Regions from separate parts of the Homo sapiens genome. Here regions 1 and 3 are each linked to region 2. A link is an interaction called in ENCODE POLR2A ChIA-PET data of the cell type or tissue named here. Cell type or tissue: K562. All regions are shown on one strand. Links, peaks and the distances in the headings refer to the core of each region. The heading gives the core; the rest is flanking DNA.

Region 1 (5,000 bases), core at 1-5,000, 120 kb after region 2:
CCATGCTGTCTGACATCTTCTGTTTTTTTCAGGTACCAAGGCTGAGTACTTCCCAGCAAGAGGAATCCAAAACATGCTTCTCTACAGCCTTGGAATCCTTAAGAGGACAGATGCCACAACACCCATATTGACACTTAAAAATAAACATTAATTATGGCAGAGACAAGTTATCAACTTGTAAAGTCATTATCTATTTAAGGTACTTCAACACCCTAAGTATAATCTTTCTTAACAACTTGGAAAGGCTAGAGAAAATGTCACCTTCAAATCTTAGAAATGAATTTAAAAAAACTTGTTTCTATCAGAAAAATGTTTAATTCATTTTATGATCATCTACTTTCGTGGATTGAAATCTTTTTTTTTTTTTTTTTTGAGACTGGAGTCTCACTTTGTTGCCCCAGGCTAGAATGCAGTGGCACAATCATGGCTCACTGCAGCCTCAACTGCCCAGGCTCAAGCAATTCTCCCACCTCAGCTTCCCAAGTGGCTGGGACTACAGGCAAGCACCACCTTACTTGGCTAATTATTTTATTATTATTTGTAGAGACCAGGTTTCACTGTGTTGCCCAGGCTGGTAAAACCTCTACTTTAGTACCTTTTAGGATATTCCCTTCAAAGACTTTCAAAGCTGTGCTGTCATTGTTAAGAAAATGAAACAACACAAAAAAGATTGGGAAGAAATATTTGCAAAACATATAAAGAATTTATATTACAATGTAGAAAGAACTCTTATAATCAATAATAAGAAAAGTCTGATTTTAAAATGGGCTTTTAAGATTTGAACAGATACTTCACCAAATAAGATACACAAATGGCAAATAAGCACATGAAAAGATGTTCATAGTAGTTACGAAGGAAATGCAAATCAGACCACAATGAGACATGATACAACTTTTAGAATGGCTAAATTTTTTTTAAATAGCAGCTGACAATACCAAGTACTGATAAAGATGTGGAACAACTGGAACTCTCATATGCTGTTGGCAACAAGCAAGATGGTACAACCACTTTGGAAAACAGTTTGGTAATTTCTTATAAAATTAAACATATACTTATGACTATATGACCCAGCAATCCTAGACATAAATTATATATACATAATTATATGTTTTAATATATATGTATTATATATAAATATAATATATAATAATATATATAATTATATATATACACATATATATGTGTATATATATCCCCAAACTGGAAACAACCTAAATTAGTGAATGGATAAAGAAATTTTGGTATGTCTATACAATGGAATGTTATCCAGCACAAAAAGGAGCAGACTACTGATACAAGCAACAATATGGATGATTTCAAACACCTTATGCTAAGTAAAAGAGGCTAGATGCAACAGGCTACATATTGCACGATTCCATTTATACAGCATTCTGGAAAAGGTGAACCTATAGACACAGAAAATTGATCAGTGGTGGCAACAGTTGGGGGGTGGAGAAAAGGCTGGCTACGAAGAGGCATTAAAAAAATTTATGTGGTGATAGAAATGATCTATATCTTGATTTTGATAGCAGTTACACAATTGTAGTTTTTCAAAACAATTGTATATTAAAAAGTGTGAATTTGGCTGTATGTAATTAAGTCTCAATACCTGTATTTTGTGGGTTTTTTCTTTTATAACTAAGAGTATATATGATAGTGTCTTCTCACATTTCCCCCTCAGAAAAAAAATAATTCATCCTATGTCTAGCCATTCTCCAAGTCCTACTCTAAATGAAAAATTCTGATGCATAGCTCTGTCTTGAGAATCGAGAAATATGGGGCTCTTTTCTGTCTTTGCGATTTTGGCTATCAATTTGTAGCAGAACACTGGGTCCAGTTTCTTCATTATCTCTTTACTGAGCACCTATTAGGTCTGTGCCTGTGTGCTAGGACAAGTGAGACACAGTCTCTACCCTCAAGAGCTGTCTGAGGCAGTGAGAGGAACAAAACAAGTAAATACTATGACGTGTGACTCAGCAAGTGAAGATGATCGAATCAGACCTGGAGCTCAAAAAAGGCTTCCAACACCAAAGCTGTTGTGCACAGGTACAAAGGGCAGATATTACTAATATCAAAGTTAAGTATATCACATATAAAAATAAGTATGTTCATAACAATTATTTAGATTTTTATATAAAATATATATTACGTATAATATACATACACACATGTACATTCATACACACACACCTATATATGTATATGGTCATAATGTAATTGCAATCCACACTGGGTTCATACTAAAAGAAAAAATTTGTTGAAAGCCTCTGAACTAGATAATGTGTGTCTTGGGGGAAGGTGGAGGGCGCCTTCTTGTCAGAAAGAATATCATGTGTGAAAGCATGGTCAAATGAGATAAAACCAGAGTGGTCAAAGAGATAAAACCATCAAGGAATTAGAGAATTACAAGCAGTATGGTCCAAAAAGATAAGACCACCAAGGAATTTGATCATTATAGGCAGTATGTGTACAAGTGGTGAGAAAAGCTACCAAGACAAGCAAAAACTACATCCCAAAAGGCCTTCATATGTGACCTTTAGAAATCAGAACTTTATTCTAAAAGTGTGGAAAGCTGCCAGCAAAGTTTATGCACATCAAATTTGCTGTAGAAACGTCATCCTGACAGCCATATATTACAATGGGACGAAGGGAGGGGAAGCTAGGAAGAAGAAACCCAGACCTGCTTAATTCCAGCTTCCTTCACTGTAAAATATTTTGTACCAACTAACCTCTAAGGCCCTTTCTAAATCTATCATGATTACTCCTACTTTGACATTCCTGCTCCTGCACATTCCATGCATAATTATGGAACCCTAAGAAACCCTTAGATTCATGCTTTTCCTAGCTGTATGTGTAGGCCCATTTGCTTGTGTTAGCAAGTATGGGAGTAAGTACAGGCTAAAATAGACCCCCTTCAGAATTACAAGAGTTCAGCAATTAAGAAAGACGCATGACTTCATTTCCAAAGGTACCATTTTATGCTGTAATTGTTTACACTCTTGATGAAGCAATACAGCCTAGGAGACATTTAAGGGTGTGTTCTTCAAGGGGAAGCTAACACTAGAAGGTAGAAAAGAGTGAGGATAAAACACTGGTGTGTAAATATCACAACACAACAAAAGGTATGTGTGGCTTAAATTACAAATTCTTAAAAGGGTAACTAAAAAATAAAACTATTAGATGGTGCCCACCTACAAAGAAAGAAAGAAAATAAATAAAACTAGTTAGACTAATTCAATATTTTCTAGCTTTAAAACAAGTTCAGCTTCTTTTGGTTTTGTTTATTTGTTTGTTTTTCTTTTGGTCTTTTTAAACAGGCTAGTTTTCACAAGTGTGGGATATGTTCTAAAGAGAAAAATATAAAATGCTCTAATTCTGGAGTAATGTCTATTAAATGGCAAAGAAAAATAAATGCCAAAGACAAAAAAAATTACTTTCCTGTCTCTAATTTGATCAAGAACCCTACCATCTGGCAACACAGGGAATAGATAAGGGTTAAAACTATAATATTCCTTGTTTTCTTCCTACCTAACTGGTGTTCCCAGGCATCTCTGGGTGTCAACAGCTGTTCTGGTAACCCTACGATGACAAAACAGTGTTTATTACCAGCCAAAACACACAGACAAAATACTATTTCAATAGTCCATTTAACATCAACAAGAAGTATTATAAAGATTATCGTCTGGGCAAATTGGAAACACTCAATTACTTCATCCTAGCAGACAAAATGCACTATTCATAAAGAAAACAATCCAACAGCATTTACTATGGTAAATATTCTAATTAACTAAATGGGTTATGTTTTATTATGGCTACACTTATTAACGCGACTGATAGGAAAACATTACTTCACCGTCCTTGCCTTCAAACATGCACGCCCACGAAAACTTCTGTTTAGACGCGTATTTTTTAAACTTCAGCTCACAACCAATTAATAGATTGTGAAATCATTTCAATGGGTCATAGCCAACTTTTTTAAAAAATTGAAAGAGGAAAGAATAGAACAGAAAAATGCCAGAATGCATCAAATGTTGTAAAGGTAAGTATCAATTCAGGAAAATGTTTCAGCATGTACCTGCTTCTCTCTTCCTGACTGCAAACTCTGAATGCCCTGATTTAGCCTCAAGTTCGAATATATTGTCCATGAAACAGACTCAAAACCATGAGTTCAAGGAATTGCCTACTCAAGTCAAATATTTCTTATTCCTCCATTTAAACTGAATCAAAATTACAGCTGCCTTCCTAGTACCACAAGCTTGGCCCAGTGATTTTAAAAACCTTTAAAGTTTCCCTTTTCTTTGTCCATACCCTAATCTTTAATATTTTAGTGACATGGGCCCCCTAAAACTGACAGTAACAGTATGAGAGAATGCCACTGAGATCCCATGGGGTATTTACAAGAATTTCTTACACTTCTATTTTCAACTGTTTCTATAGAACTGGTGATAAACTGAGTTAGCTGTATTTTCACTCTGCTACTCCTGGGTTCTATTGAGTTTTTAGAAGTATACATTAACATCGTGACATTTTTTTCACTTACTGTGCATAAAATGTTTATACATAACCTGATAAAACCATCCCTAGATAACATATTGATTTTAAGATTAAAAAAACAAAACAAAGGGAAAAAAACACAAAAAACCTACACTCCAGTAAATCCCTCCTAATGCCCCCAGTCTGAAAGGGGCCTTCCAATAAGCACTGTTTGTACATCCAATAAGTGACCTAGGCAAGAACAGCTCCAGTTTCTAAGACACTAAGGCACTGACCTCATTATGTTGAGGCAAGAGGAGAATTCTAAATGATGAGGCAATCCATATACCCTGAAGACCAGCTGCCAACCGTCAGAGCCTGAACCCAAAGGCAAGCTTCCTGGGATTTCACCATCCCCATAATGCAGGCTTGTGGAGCAATCACTTCGCCTCAGGCGATGAGGCGTGCAGACTCCCCTCCCAAACACATACCCCACACACACTCTCTCTCCTTCTCCCCTCTGCTCT
Region 2 (10,845 bases), core at 2,788-7,787:
AAGGTTACATTGCAAGTGGACAAAGCAGGGCTTGTCTAAGGAATCTCACTAATCCTAGATTTCTGTTCTTCGGGTGATCAGAGAAAAGAAGGCCACATGGGCTTCAGTCAGACAGAACTTGGTTTGAACCCTGTCTCTGCAATGTAGTAGCTATGTGATGATAAGCAAATTACCTAACCTCTCTGTTAGGTTCTAACTGAGGTCCGAGGGGAGTTGGTGGGCAAGTGGCAGGTAGCTGGAAAAACACTCGAGGAAGCATAAACAGTTTTGACATGGCTTTACTCTCTCTCTGGGCATGAGTGAGCCTGGGCGCAAGCTGTATGTACAGCAACAGCAGGGTAGTTATACCTTTTACAGACAATAGTGGCTCTGAGCCAAGCAGGAACTCATGTGGGTGATCACCTAATGCGCCTCATGTGGCGTGGTTCCATAATGTGCAGAGTTGTGCACCTGCACTCCAAACCCGCTGAGTCATGCTATGCCACCTCAGCCTACCCCTGACTAAAGCACAACCATTTCCCTTATGCTCTCTGAACTTCAGTTTGCTGTAAAATGAGAATAATTCTTCCTACATGGCAGGATTGTTGTGAACATTAAATGAGAAATCGATTAAGCCCTGGACACAGTACCTGGAACATAGCAAGTAGCTGTAATTAATAATCCCATGTAATAAGAGCTGTTTTGTTGTTTATAGAGACTAGTATGATGTAATGAGGGAAATGCATGATGTGAACTTGTACTGAGGGACACACAGACCAAAACATTTTCTCATCCATGACCTTATCATGATACCTATCCTTCCTCACTATAAAGCCATTCCATAAGGGCCATCTGGAAACACGTGTTTGACAAGATTAAGAGATTATGACACTGAGGTAGACAGATAAAGCAAGAGCTATCTTACACATTATGAAGGATTTGTTAAGGGGAGAAAAACCCATTAGCAACCAAGTTCCCATTGCATAAAGCCAGTTGCTGAAAGAATAAGACAGTGGAAACAGGTAAGTTTTGAAGAGGAAAGAGGAAATGTATGGTCTAAGGCATAGATGATACTGCAAGGGAGAATCCCTGGAGATCAGATCACCCATGGAGCATAAAACAGGAAGGGTGGAAAGGTTCCGGAAGAGGGATAGGAAAGAAGGACCAAAGTCCAACTTTGCCAGTTTTAAAATTTTGCATTAGGTAAGGACTAAAGAAAAAAATATTTTGTAAATTGACACCATTTTAAAGATTCCTATTGAATGATCTTGTTGAGTGAAAATTCATGAGTAATCACGAATTTTCATCCTGCATTTGATTTAAGGCTTAAGTCAGGATGGGTGTAAGAAGGAAATGCAGGAAATGGTAAACCCCTGTAATCAAGCAAGATAAAGTCCGTATGAGGAGTGACTATTTTACTTCACCCTGGCTCAGGCAATTTCTGGCAGTGCAGCTTTGGACCTTGCCCCAGGTTTATTCCACAGCTCGGAAGTTAAAGGCTACTCTGCTGCATGAGGAATTGCCAAAGGCACAGAGAACCCCACGACCTAGGCCTGAACAAGTCATTATCCAACAATATGCATTAAGTGTCCACACCCCACTCAAGACAAAAGAATTGCCCTCAGTCAATAAAACTGGGCTAGTGGACAAAAGCCACAGGGAGACCACTCTAAATTCAATAATAGAAAAGCTTTCTCATACTTAGAGCCGTTCAAAGGTTAGAATATAAAGTAGTAAGATCCCCATCACCAACTGTATTTCAAGCAGAGGCTGGCTTGTAGAAATTCAAATATTAAAGAGGAAACGGGACTTGATGAGTGTAAAGTTCACTTCCAATCTTCCAGTCCTATAAAGATAGAGGCATGACCTCCAACTACAATGAACTTACAGTTTCACCAAGATAAGACAAATTGTAAAAATAACAGCAGCTCCAAAGCAACATAAAATGAGCCAAATTAATGGTCTAAAAACTCACTATAACAATTCCAAAATGCAGCTCTCCAGAGAATATTCAAGAAAAACCTGAAATTTCTCATCCCTTTGCATAAGCAATAATTGGATTACTTCCTGGTAGTAAGAGAAAGAAGAAGAAAACAGATGATTTAGAGCCAGAGGAATTGGTAGACTGAGTCTCATGCTGTCCTACTGTGTTCCTGCATAAATGTGGTATAGAACGTGATGCCCACCAATGAAAAATAACCTCAAATAGGCTGAGCATGGTGGCTCATGCCTGTAATCCCAGCACTTTGGGAGGCTGAGGCAGGCGGCTTACTTAAGGTCAGGAGTTTGAGACCAGCATGGCCAACATGGTAAAAACCTGTCTCTACTAAAAATACAAAAATTAGCCGGGTGTGGTGGCATACACCTGTAGTCCCAGCTACTCGGGAGGCTGAGGCATGAGAATCGCTTGAACCCAGGAGGTGGAGGCTGTAGTGAGCGAGCTAGCCTGGGCAACAGACTAAGATGAAAAGAAAGAAAAAAAGAAAAGAAAAGAGAAAAGAAAAGAGGGGAGGGGAGGAGGTGGGGGAGGCAGAGAGGGAAGGGAGGGGAGGCGGAGGGAGAGGGGAGAGGAGGCAGAGGGGGAGGGGAGGGGAGGCGGAGGGGGAGGGGAGGGGAGAGGATGCTCAAATAAACAGTTGCTTTGCAATCTCATGAGAAAAACCAGATCTGCTTGAAGTGTTAATTCAGAAGACAGAATGTGTGACCTCATGATTTTTCATATGCTTTGCAATCATTACTTATTCATTCTTCATTTCTGACAGATAGGGGGATAGCTTATAAAATGTATTCCTCATCCTACTAACATCGTGCATCAGCTTGAAACAGGAAACACAAGACATACAAATTATTTAAGGCCTTGCTACTCAGTGTGGTCCAAAGACCAGCCATACTGGATCACCTGGGAATGCCTTGGCAATGCTGAATCAGCTCTTCTACCCACTGACTTCACTCCCAGACCTATGGAATCAGAATTTGCATTTTAATGAGAACTCCAGTGATTTCCATGTACACTAAAATTTGAGAAGTCCTAAACTGGGCAACAATGATTCTGTTGTCCACCTCCTGACCTTCCCCACCTGATATGGATTGGATGCTTGTCCCCTCCAAATCACATGTTGAAATGTGGCCTCCGGTGTTGGAGGTGGGCCTAGTGGGAGGTGTTTGAGTCATGGGGGTGGATGCCTCATGAATGACTTGCCGCTGCTGTCCTCACAGTAATGAGTGAGTTTTCTCTGAGTTCACAAGAGAACTGGTTGTTTAAAACAACCTAGCACCTCCTCCCCCCTCTCTCTTGCTTCCTCTCACGCTTCCATGTGACATGCTGGCTCTCCATCTCCTTCTTCCATGATTATAAGCTTCTTGAGGCCCTCACCAGAGCAAATGCTGGCATTATGCTTCATGTATAGCCAGCAGAACAATGAGCCAAATAAATCTCTTTTCTTTGTAAGTTACCCAGTCTTGGGTATTCCTTTATAGCAGCATAAAGGGACTTATACACCACTTGAAAGCTTTAAGAAGAAACAGCCTCTGAAAAACAAAAAAAGGAGAAAATTACTTGGACTATAATCATGAATGGAATCATTGATCAATCCATTTGCCTTGTTCTAGAAAATTTCCTATTGCTAACATGGTGCAGGCATGCTTTAACTGGGCTAGCAGAGCCTCTGGCTTGTTCTGACCCAAGTCAGCTGATTAGTCTCAGGTAGTTATTACACTTCAGGGGAAAGGAGAGGAAAGCCTTAAACAAGCGCCTTGACAAAGAAAGGCAGCTGTTTCTCATAAACTGCAATGAACAAGCCTAGCTAGGCTTCATTCATCCTTTATAACCTTCAGTCTCCTGCCTTTGTCAACAGAGAGAAATCCCTTCCTGCTGGGATGACTTTGGAGACACTAATAGCTGCAACGCAAGCTCGAGCTTGAATGGTAGTAAAGAAGAGCTTATTGCACCTCCACGTATGATAAATACACAAAACAAATATAAAGTATTTCCAAAAATACTTGCTGAATTCAAAAAGGCCATTCACTGTAGGAAATACCATAGATTTAATAATAGCTCTTCAGGAGGGGTAGTCAATGCTTCTTTAAATGAGACACAGACATGTCCCTGTTTTTAAAAAAAGTTAAATTAAGGAGGGGAGGGTTTGTGGGAGTATATCTTAGAATCAAGGAAACTTGGCAGATCAGTGCTTGACCATTTCATTGGCCAGTTTTGCTAACAAACATTAGCAATTAAGTTTTTACATTGCTTCCTGCAAATGTATGTGAAAAAATGAAGTTCACTGTTTTTTGAAGGCATTTGTTATACTGCAGAATGAAAACACAATCTGAAGGGCCATAAAGAGAAATATCAAGACTCCACCTTCTCCAGATACATTTGGGTTGAAAATTAGATAAATCTAGGGGCTTTGTGCTCCTGCAAAACACTGCCTTTCACGATCTGGGGCCTGAGTCTAATCACCTAATGTCCCATACTTGATAAGGAATGCCCATCAGACCATGAGTGTATACATGTGGAGTACATGGGATAGTATTGGTCAGAATCAGAGAGAAAAACTGAGGCCCCAAAGGGGGACAAATATTGTCTCCAAAATACACAACGAGTCAGTGAAATTCTGATTCCCTGAAGTACAAGTTCAGTATCTTTTTTAAAAAAAAGATGGAGTCTCACCCTGTCACCTAGGCTGGAGTGCCGTGATGCGATCTCAGCTCACTGTAACCTCCACCTCCCAGGTTCAAGCAATTCTCCCACCTCAGCCTCCCAAGTAGCTGGGAATACATGTGCACACCACCATGACCAGCTAATTTTTGGTATTTTTAGTAGAGACAAGGTTTCACCATGTTGGCCAGGCTGGTCTCAAACTCCTGACCTAAAGTAATCCATCTACCTCAGACTCCCAAATTGTTGGGATTACAGGTGTGAGCCACCACACCCAGCCTAAGTCCAGTATGTTTCATTCTCTCATACCTCCTCCTTCAGACCATCCTGGGGTCCTCTGATGTAACAGTCAAGCTCTTTTCAAATGAGTAAGATTCCTCCCACTCTAGCACTAGCAGGAGGAAAACACACCAGTTAAGAACTTCAGAAGGTCCCAATAGGACATCGAAAGCCAAAGTTAGACAATGTACTTCCCCTGTCCTGCCTGGATACAAAAATCCTCTAACAGCATTACCATGTGCCATGGAATTTACAATGGATTGTTTTTGCTAATGGAAAAGTACTTTCTTCCTATGGCCTTCTGGAAAATTGTGTTTTCTACTTTCTTTTTCTTGCTGTTAAATTAATTCTACATAAATATTAGGATTTTCAACAAGCTAAATTTATCATAGAGAAAGTTAAAAGGAAGAATCCTGTGGGTTAATGGGTGGGAAAATCTATGTCACAAGGAACTGTGGTCATATTTGCTTTTATAGACCTTTCTCTGAATTTTCTAAAAAATCGAAGTGGATATTTATAAAGCGCAAGTTTTTTAAAGAATTACTTCTCATAGAGGCCTCAAGCTTTCAAGAATAAGTATCACTAGCTTATTCTTCCCCTGAATGCTAAGGCTCCCTCTAGTGACCAAGAACATACACCAACTACAGGTATGAGAGTAAACATCTCTTGCTTTTAGATAACGCCTTGAAGTTTCAATAGCATTTTCACACACATCTGATCATTTAAAATAAGGCCACATGAAGTATGGTTTCCTCCATTTAAAAGGTAGGCAAACTGAGGCTGAAATGGGACCGACACTTATGCAAGGTCACATGGCTGGTAACTAGGAAACCAGAGCTAGAGATCAGGTCTGCTGACTCCTAGGCCCTATTGCTCTGTTGCACTGCCTCATATTCTATGGCAATTACATAAAGTCATGGTCATAGTCCGTTTTATGTGGCTTATAACAGAATAACTGAAACTGGGTAATTTATAAAGAAAAATAACTTATTTCTTACAGTTATGAAGGCTAAGAACTCCAAGGTTGAGGGGCCATATCTGGTGAGAGCCTTCTTGCTGGTGGGGACTCTCTGCAGAGTCCCAGGGTGGCACAGGGCATCACATGACAGGGAGGGCTGAGAAGGCTAGCTCCAGTCTCTATTCCTCTTCTTATAAAGCCACCAGTCCCACTCCCGTGATAACCCATTAACCCACTAATTCATTAATCTACGAATGGATTAATCCATTCACAAGGGCAGAGTTTTCATGATCCAATCACCTTTTAATGACCCTACTTCTCAATATTGCCACATCAGGGATCAAAGTTCAACATGAGTTTTGGAGGGGATAAATATTCACACCATAGTGATTATCCATGAATACTGTCATAAATGCTACTATCCTTTCTACCTTCATGAAATCACTTTCAGGGAATTTATGGAAGTGATTCTTGATTTTCAAGGGATCCCATTAGAAATCAGATGAGAGTTATGAACCCATACTTACAAATGTTTCCATACAATATCAGGAAATTTGTGGACCACATTGAAGGGCGTCCACTGATCCTCCATGACTCCAAGGACCCCAAGTTAAGAACCCATCAATAACTACTGGTTACAATCTTGAGATGTCAAGAACCCAAGGAAGTTTAACTTTGTAGCTCTTACTCTTTCCCTTAATTATGGTGTTTTCCATGCTTATCCAGTTATCTTTTCAGCCCATTATTCAGAGTATTTTCAAAGAATGAATAAATCAGTGTATATTCACTAACATTTAAGAAAAAGTCTGTGGATATTGCAATCAAGGAAGGCATTCTAGCATTCCCACAGGCATGTCTAGGATTAGTAGCAAATTGAGACGTTTCTAGGAAAGTAGCAATTTGGAAGCATTTTTTTCAAATGTAGGAGCACACCACAGTCTCACTGGCTAGCTCTGTGAAGAGCCTAAACAAGCAACACAGTGAATATAGGAAGAGCTTTTTTCAGTCAACAAAACCCAGCACTGACTAAATTCTTAGCTCTTTTCATCCTGGCATTTCTTTTTTTTTTAATTGTTTAATTTTATATATATATATTTTTATTATACTTTAAGTTCTAGGGTACATGTGCACAACGTGCAGGTTTGTTGCATATGTATACATGTGTCATGTTGGTGTGCTGCACCCATTAACTCGTCATTTACATTAGGTACATCCTGGCATTTCTAATGGCTTTGGAAAAGCGTGAATGAACAGTGACTAATTCACTAATTAACATGAGTCTCTTCCAGGTAAGCTCCACGAGGGTAGGGAGCATGTTTATATTGTTCATTCAAATTCTGGACACCAAACACCACCCTCGACACTAGTGCACACTCAACAAATATTTAATGAATGAATATGTGAATGGTCCTCATTGAGTCAGCCCCTCTGGGAACCCACTCATTTCCCCCTAATCAATGGCCTCTGGTTATCTGGGCTTGTTATCTATCTGTATCTATCTGTATGTAGGGTTATCTAGAACTCTACATATAGACAACCTCAGGCTCTGGATACTGGGCCACTCTTATGAAAAGTTCTGTTCTTTACCCCGTGATCCTCTCCTGCAGTCTAGATTGGGTGACAAACCAACCTAAGCAATAACAACAGCTTCCTACCTTAAACCTCCCAGAAATGGTGTCACAGTTTAAAAGGGATATTTTAAAATGTGAGTAAAAATGCAAGATTCTAATGACTAGAAGAACATTTCAATATCAAGGCAGACCCCTAAGTGTTCCTCTGAATTAGGAAGGTTTTTTTTGGATCTTCTTATGTACTGCCTACTCATCATGCCTTTGCATGTGTCTGAGCTTCTATCATACAACTTTCCTGAGTTTTTCATAGACTCTGCCCACCTACTACAATGTCACCTCAAAAATGTCTTTTCCAGCTCCCCTGGTTGGCAACTCCTGCTTGTTTCCATAGCAGAGTTCATACCTTTATGACTGTGCTATGATACTATCATGATTATATATATTTTTCCCCATATGGCAGTAAATCCAACAACAGGAGCGGGAGGTGCTGAGTTCAAGAACGAACTATACCTCTCATTCTCCAGTTTATTTTGCTTATCTTGATTGCAAATTCAATTTTTTATTTTGATTCTGACACATCCAATTTTGTTTAGCAGTTACTGGCAACACTGTCATGAAGGCACAGAGGCTTCTAAATTAAAAATTAAGGGCTAAACCACTACAAAGCTGGGATTTTAGGTGCAGTTGGGTCCTAACCACCGCTCACTAGACTTTTCACCCATAGTGCTCCTCTTTTCACAATCATTGATTATCTTATTTAAATCAAAATTTCCCAAATTTTAGGTGTTTGAGTTCTACCTTCAAGATTTTTGCCATATTAAAGTAGCACCTGAGCTAATATTTACTGAAAAGCTTTCTTTAACTCAACTTTTAACATCACTTTTGCTTTGTAAGTACTGTAATATCCATGAAATATGAGATTTGACATGCCATTTTTCATGAATACACATTAAACAAAAAACTATTAAAATGAAAAAATGCGGGGCCGGGCGCGGTGGCTCACGCCTGTAATCCCAGCACTTTGGGAGGCCGAGGCGGGCGGATCACGAGGTCAGGAGATCGAGACCATGGTGAAACCCCGTCTCTACTAAAAATACAAAAAATTAGCCGGGCGTGATGGCGGACGCCTGTAGTCCCAGCTACTTGGGAGGCTGAGGCAGGAGAATGGTGTGAACCCAGGAGGCGGAGCTTGCAGTGAGCCGAGATTGCGCCACTGCACTCCAGCCTGGGCGACAGAGCGAGACTCCATCTCAAAAAAAAAAAAAAAAAAAAAAAAAAAAAGCATTAAAATAATCTCATAACTGTTAAAAGTTTAAAAACACCTATGTAGCCATGAAAATCACCTCCAAGTATTATCCATGGCATTACCTGATCCACTTTGTGAAATACTCTTTTTTTTTTGGGACGGAGTCTTGCTCTGTCGCCCAGGCTGGAGTGCAGTGGCCTGATCTCCGCTCACTGCAAGCTCTGTCTCCCGGGTTCACGCTATCCTCCTGCCTCAGCCTCCCCAGTAGCTGGGACTACAGGCGCCCGCCACCACAACCGGCTAATTTTTTTTTGTATTTTTAGTAGCGACGGGGTTTCACCGTGTTAGCCAGGATGGTCTCGATCTCCTGACCTCGTGATCCCCCCGCCTTGGCCTCCCAAAGTGCTGGAATTACAGGCGTGGTGAAATACTCTTTAAAGCCCCCACTACCCACCTCGTGCCTCCTATCCAAACCTATCCCTTCATTCTCAGCAGACCACGCCACCTTCTTGAAAAAGGCAGTCCGTCAGACTTGAATTCCCCCAACTTGCTTCTCGCCATAGTTTCCTACTCCATACAGAGACCTGAAAGCATTACTTCATCTGGTTCCCATCCTTGGATCTACTTGCTCTGCTCTCAGAAGAGAAGTTGCCCTTCTTTCTGTTCAAGAAATGTCCACTTGCTTGTGTTCTGAAGCTTATCCCAGTGGACTGCCTTAAGGATCTTACTCCATCAAATAACTTCTCTCTTGCTTGTCGTTATCTTAATTATTTTGAATTGTGAAATGTTATGCATAGAAAAGAATATAAACATATTTGTTTAAATTAAATAATAATGAAAATACAGGCCGGGGGCAGTGGCTCACACCTGTAATCCCAGCACTTTGGGAGGCCGAGGCAGGCAGATAACGAGGTCAGGAGATCGAGACCATCCTGGCTAACACGGTGAAACCCCGTCTCTACTAAAAAATACAAAAAATTAGCCGGGCGTCATGGCGGGCTCCTGCAGTTCCAGCTACTCGGGAGGCTGAGGCAGGAGAATGGCGTGAACCCGGGAGGCGGAGCTTGCAGTGAGCGGAGATCGCACCACTGCAATCCAGCCTGGGCGACAGAGCAAGACTCCGTCTCAAAAAAATAAATTAAATTAAATAAAAAAGAAAATACAAGCACCCGTATAACCATCACTCAGGTTAATAGAGCGCTACTGATACCTTCAAACACACTTTGTGCACCTCCTTGTTGTATCTCTCTCCCTCTCACCCAAGTGTAAACTAGCCATTCTTTATAGTTTTACTACCTGTGTATGTAGACTTAAGCAGTGTATCATTTAGTTTTGCTTAGTTTTAAATTTTATGTAAATTGAATCATACTGATTATACTCTGACTCATTTCTTTTTCTCAATATTATGCTCCAGAGGTTTATCCATGTGGGTGTGTATAGTGTTAGTTTCTTTATTTTCACTTCTGTGGAGTATTTCATTTCATGACTGATCCACAAGGTTCTTTCATCTGTAGAATATTCCATTACATGACTAATCCACAATGTATTTATCATGTTACTGTTGTTGGGTATTTGAGCTGTTTTGAGCTCTTAGTTATTATAAGAAATACTATTATTTATGACACTCCTGTACTGTGTCCTGATGCATATGAAGATTTCTCTAGGGAGGTGACTTTCAAAATTTCTCGATCACAACTCACAATAAGAAACACATTTTACAACACAACCAAAAAAGATGAACAGAACAATACAAAACATGACTATTAGCGACCCAAAAGATTAACAAAACTGCAGTAATGCATTCTGATATTTTCTGTTTCTTTGTTGTTCTGTTTAACTTTACCATATCCTGTTCTAATTCACTTTTTTAAATGCTGGTTCACCCACTAGTGTGACCTGACCCCAATTAAGAAAAATTAGAAAGTGCCATAGGACATACCTAGGAGTGACATTGCGGAGTTTTGAAGCACATGTATATTTTAACTTTTCAATAAATCATGTTCCAATGGCACACTCTCAATTTATACTACCACCAACAGAAAATGTAAGTTACATTGTTCTATGGCCTTGGTAACTTTTTAATTTATAATTTTTTTCCATTTGTTGTTATTACATGGTATTTCATTGTGGTTTTAATTTACATTTTCACAGTTAG
Region 3 (5,000 bases), core at 1-5,000, 140 kb after region 2:
CAACACTACACCAGATGACCTTCCTGACGAGCTACTTATAGATAAAACTTGGCCAGGTGCAGAGGCTCATGGCTGTAATCCTAGCACTTTGGGAGGCCAAGTCGGGAGATCACTTGAGATCAGGCGTTCGAGACCAGCCTGGCCAATATGGTGAAAACCCATGTCTACTAAAAATACAAATTAGCTGGGCATGGTGACGCACGCCTGTAATCCCAGTTGCTTGGGAGGCTGAGGAAGGAGAATAGCTTGAACCCAGGAAGCAGAGGCTGCAGTGAGCTGAGATTACACCACTATACTCCAGCCTGGGCAACAGAGTGAGACTCTGTCTCAAAAAACAAACAAACAAACAACAACAACAACAACAAAAACTCAGAGATAACAATGCTACTAGACAGAGTCTCTTAAATGATCAAATTCTAATGATGGTATTATCCTTTCTAGATAACACTTATTTGACCAAGTGCCTCTTCTGTTCTGTTCATCAGCTACTTTTTTTTTTTTTGAGATGAAGTCTCACTCTGTTGCCCAGGCTGGAGTGCAGTGGTGCAATCTCGGTTCACTGCAACCTCCGCCTCCTGGGTTCAAGCTATTCTCCTGCCTCAGCCTCCCAAGTAGCTGGGATTACAGATGCCTGCCACCACACCCAGCTAATTTTTGTATTTTTAGTAGAGATGGGGTTTCATCATGTTAGCCAGGCTGGTCTTGAACTCCTGACCTCAAGTGATCCTCCCACCTCAGCCTCCCAAAGTGCTGTGATTACAGGTATAAGCAACTGTGCCCAGCTCATCAACTACTTTGAATGCATCTAGTGCCAGGCTGGAGGCAAATGGTTCACATATCTTAACCTCACAATAATCCTAAGAGGTAGGTTCTATCGCTATTCTCATTTTACAGAACTGGAAATGGAACTTCTTTTTTTTTTTTTGAGACGGAGTCTCGCTCTGTCACCCAGGCTGGAGTGCAGTGGCGCGATCTGGGGCTCACTGCAAGCTCCGCCTCCTGGGTTTTTGCCATTCTCCTGCCTCAGCCTCCTGAGTTGCTGGGAGTACAGGCGCCCACTACCACGCCCGGCTAATTTTTTGTATTTTTAGTAGAGATGGGGTTTCACCGTGTTAGCCAGGATGGTCTCGATCTCCTGACCTCGTGATCCACCCACCTTGGCCTCCCAAAGTGCTGGGATTACAGGTGTGAGCCACTGCTCCTGGCCAAATGGAACTTCTTAAAGTCACCTCGAAATGATGTCAAGCCAGGATCTGAATACCCAGACAATCTTCAAAATCCTGTCTCCCGAATCACTACACCATAATGCAAAGAAAGAAAGAAATAAAAGACAGAGAGAGAGAGAGAAAGAAAGAAAGAAAGAAAGAAAGAGAGAGAGAGAGGATGGGAGGGGAGGGGAGGGGAGGGGAGGAAGGAAGGAAAGAAACTGTCAGGCACTAATGAATGATTTTAAGAAATATTCTAAAACTACTTATTTATCCAGGAAATTTATCCTGGATGGATAAATTATAAGGATGGATGTTTCACTTGGCTTGGTGAAAAGTGAAGACAACACTTATATAACTAACAATATATATGTAATAGTGTTTTCACCATATTTTTTTATCATGTATATGGAGAGGAAAAAGAACAAAATCCCAGGAAAATAAATCATGATAGCAGTAAAGATATTTTCTATAAGCCCTACAATTTTTGTCATTATAGTTTACAACATGGCAATAAAAATAGCTATTGGACCACTCACTCACCACAGGTGTTAATATCGTTTGTTCATATGTTATTACGTACCTATCACACAGCTGCAGGTAACTCTAACCCTACATGTCTTACGCTTGCAAATCTTGAATCTGTTTGATAGATAGGCCCTTAGCTATACCAGTCTTTGCACTGCATTGCGGGGATAGGAGGGGGTGTTGAAGGGAGATGGAGGGATTTGAGGGGGTGGGAATGGCACTAAAAAATCTGGCATATATCTGTCTGTTTGGTTACTAACTAGTTTTAATTTCAAAAAATCCCCCCTTCCATTTTACTTTGGTTCTTCTGCTGTTTCCACCCAATATTTAGATAGAAACATGAGCCAAAAAAGTTGGGATGGGTCTTAAATTTGGGGGCCAGCAGGCTAAAAAGCTTGGCCCAGAATGCAAACTGCCACTTATGTGGCTGACTCAGGACAACCAATGTAAACATGTAAGTTAGTCCAAATATACACACACTTGTTTATATTTTAAAACTTATTTTGCATCTTAGTAATTTCTTCCCTAAAAATAGCCAAGGAACCCTACTGTTTTGGCCAATTTTTTTTTTTATAAATTGCTGTTTTGAAAAGAAATTATAATTATCCATGTGTATTGAACAGACCAAAGACATGCTACTATTTTCTAGTGTTGAGAAAAGTTTCAAAGTGCTACCTAGAAGCAATCATTAAAACCAACGTACCTCCATAAAATGCATTTTTTATCAAATGCTTTATAAATAAATAGTGAGTTAAAATTGAGAAGGAGTGACTATTTTTATTGCATGTCACCTGGTCAGGTATTTCCTGCAAGAACAGGGACTAGATCCGTCCTTCCAATCCTTGTAATGCTAGGCATGAAAAGAAGGTGGTCCTATTTTTAAAGTCTTTATGGATTTTTACTTGAATCTCTTTTAAAGGACTAGTGTGTGTGTGTGTGTGTGTGTGTGTGTGTGTGTGTGTTTATGCTAAAAGAAATCATAAAGCTAGGCACAATGGCTCAAGCTTATAATTCCAGCACTTTGGGAGGTACAGGCAGGAGGACCTCCTGAGCCCAGGAGTCTGAGATCAGCCTGGGTAACATAGTGAGATTCTGTCTCTACAAAAAAGATTAAAAAATACAGCCAGGAGGGGTGGCGTGCCCTGTAGTCCCAGATACTCAGGACAGGGGTGAGGTGGCTGAGATGGAAGGACAACTTGAGCTTGCGAGGTTAAGATTGCAGTGAGCTATGATCGCTCCAGTGCACTCCAGCCTGAGCAACACAGCAAGACTCTCCACCCGCCCCAGGAAAAAAAAGACATAGAAACCATAGAGATGACCTAGTTCAAGTCATTCTCACCCCCACCTTTGGAACTTGTACTGATGAGTAAATCAAAGGCCATTTCTTTATTCAAAGCCACACAACCAGAATCAAGACCCAAATCTTGGTCTGTGCATTTTCCACATTTCTCCCAATACAAACTGATAACTAGTATGTATTACATAAAAACATCATTATCTAAAAATTGCAAGAGATGGCAAAACAAATGCAAGTCTAGAATGAACATCTATTTTCCTTACCTAAGACATTTATACTCTTCTGAAAAATGTATAGCAATAGTTCTCAACCAGGGGTGATCTGGCATTGGAGACAGTTGGCAATGTCTGAGGATATTTTTGGTTGCCACCACTTGGCAGGCAGAAGCTGGGAGGTTACTGGTATCTAGTGAGTAGGGGCCAGGGATGGTGTTAAGCCTCCTACAATGCCTAAGACAGACCCTATGATGGTTAATTTTATGTGTCAACTTACTAAGCCATGGAGTTCCCACATATTTGGTTAAACGTTATTCTTGGTATATATATAAGGGTGTTTCTGGATGAGATGATCATTGTAATCAGTAAACTGAGTAAACCAGATTGCACTCCTTAATATGGGTGGGCCTCATCCAATCTGTTGAAGGTTAGAAAACAATTAAAAGGTGAAGTAAAGGAGAATTTGCTCTCTCTGCCTAACTGTCTTTGAGCTGAGACTTTGGCCTTCTGACTCATGCTCGAACTAGAACTTACACCATTGACTCTCTTGGCTCTCAGGCCTTCAGACTCTAACTGAAACTTACCCCATCAGCTCTCCCGGGTCCCAGGCCTTCAGTCGTGGACTGGAACTATACCTCCAATAACCACCTGAGCCAATTCCTTTTAATCAATCTCAGTAAACATATATACATATATCCTATATATATTCTACTGGTCCTATTTCTTTGGAAAACCCAGGCTAATACCGGCCCCTACAACAAGAATTATCCAGCACAAAATGTCAATGCCAAGGTTAAAAAACCCTGATGTATAAGAATATTGACATTTTCATAATGGAGATGTCGTGATGGTAAATGGAGATTTACCATTTTAAATGTACAGTTCAGTAGCATCCATCACTACCATCCATCCACATAGAACTTTTTTCATCTTGCAAAACTGAAACTCTACCCATTAATCAGTAACTCCCTATTCCCCACTCCCCCTAGCCCTTGGCATCCACCATGCTACTTTCTGTCTCTATGAATTTTGACTACTCTAAGTACCTATATGAATGGAATTATACAGTGTTTCTCCTTTTGTGACTGGCTTATTTCACTTAGCATGTCTTCAAAGTTCATCCATTTTGTAGCATGTGTCAGGATGGATTTCCTTCCTTTTTAAGGCTAAATAATATTCTATTGTATGTGTGTATATGCCATATTTTGTTTATCCAATTACCCATCAATGGACATGTGGGGTGCTTCTACATTTTGGCTATTGTGAATAATGCTGCTATGAGCACAGGTGTGCAAATATTTCTTTTAAAATCCTGCTTTCAATTTGCGGGGAATACATATACCCAGGAGTGAAATTGCTGGGCCATATGGCAACTCTATTTTTAATTTTTTGAGGAACCACCACAGTTTTCCACAGAAACTATGTCATTTAACATTCCCTTGGGTGCATTTTTACTCGGCAATGCTCTCAATAGCAGAAGTTTTCTTTTGTCTACCTCTCTCTGCTCCACTTCCCTCCCTGTACCCTGGCCATTTTATGAAGCAGGTAGTGAGCGAATACTTTAAAAACTGGGACACTCTTAAAGACACCCTAGGGAGTGATTTTTTAAATATGAATTGTCACTCTCTGGTTTTCCTTGAGGTAGGATTTCTCTTTTTTTTTTTTTTTTTTTTTTGAGACGGAGTCTCGCTCTGTTGCTCAGGCAGGAGTGCAGTGGCACGATCTCAGCTCACTGCAACCTCCGCCTCTCAGGTT

Evidence for each region. ChIA-PET counts read pairs that join two places held together with the same protein. Peaks named below come from ENCODE experiments on the same cell type or tissue, not always from the same donor. Only the 100,000 strongest peaks of a DNase experiment are listed, where the experiment ranks them.
Region 1: POLR2A ChIA-PET joins it to region 2 with 5 read pairs; 3 of 35 experiments call an interaction of 5 or more read pairs at or near these places.
Region 3: POLR2A ChIA-PET joins it to region 2 with 6 read pairs; 4 of 35 experiments call an interaction of 5 or more read pairs at or near these places.

What each region holds. Positions count from the first base shown.
Region 1 is chr11:27,418,479-27,423,478 of GRCh38, forward strand. The region is part of intron 1 of LGR4 (leucine rich repeat containing G protein-coupled receptor 4); the gene reads right to left. Among named protein-coding and RNA genes, the nearest start is that of LGR4-AS1, 51 kb to the right of the region's middle. In K562, for the core only: no CTCF peak of the experiment used is centred there; DNase peaks (open chromatin) are centred at 1,913 and 2,373.
Region 2 is chr11:27,291,063-27,301,907 of GRCh38, forward strand. It overlaps LOC105376601 (a long non-coding RNA gene), which reads right to left and starts at 6,928. Exons shown (of 2, transcript XR_931142.3): 1 at 4,946-6,928; 2 at 1-3,507. In K562, for the core only: a CTCF peak has its summit at 5,538 (motif pointing left); a DNase peak (open chromatin) is centred at 5,529.
Region 3 is chr11:27,435,004-27,440,003 of GRCh38, forward strand. All of the region lies in intron 1 of LGR4 (leucine rich repeat containing G protein-coupled receptor 4), which reads right to left. Among named protein-coding and RNA genes, the nearest start is that of LGR4-AS1, 34 kb to the right of the region's middle. In K562, for the core only: no CTCF peak of the experiment used is centred there; no DNase peak of the experiment used is centred there.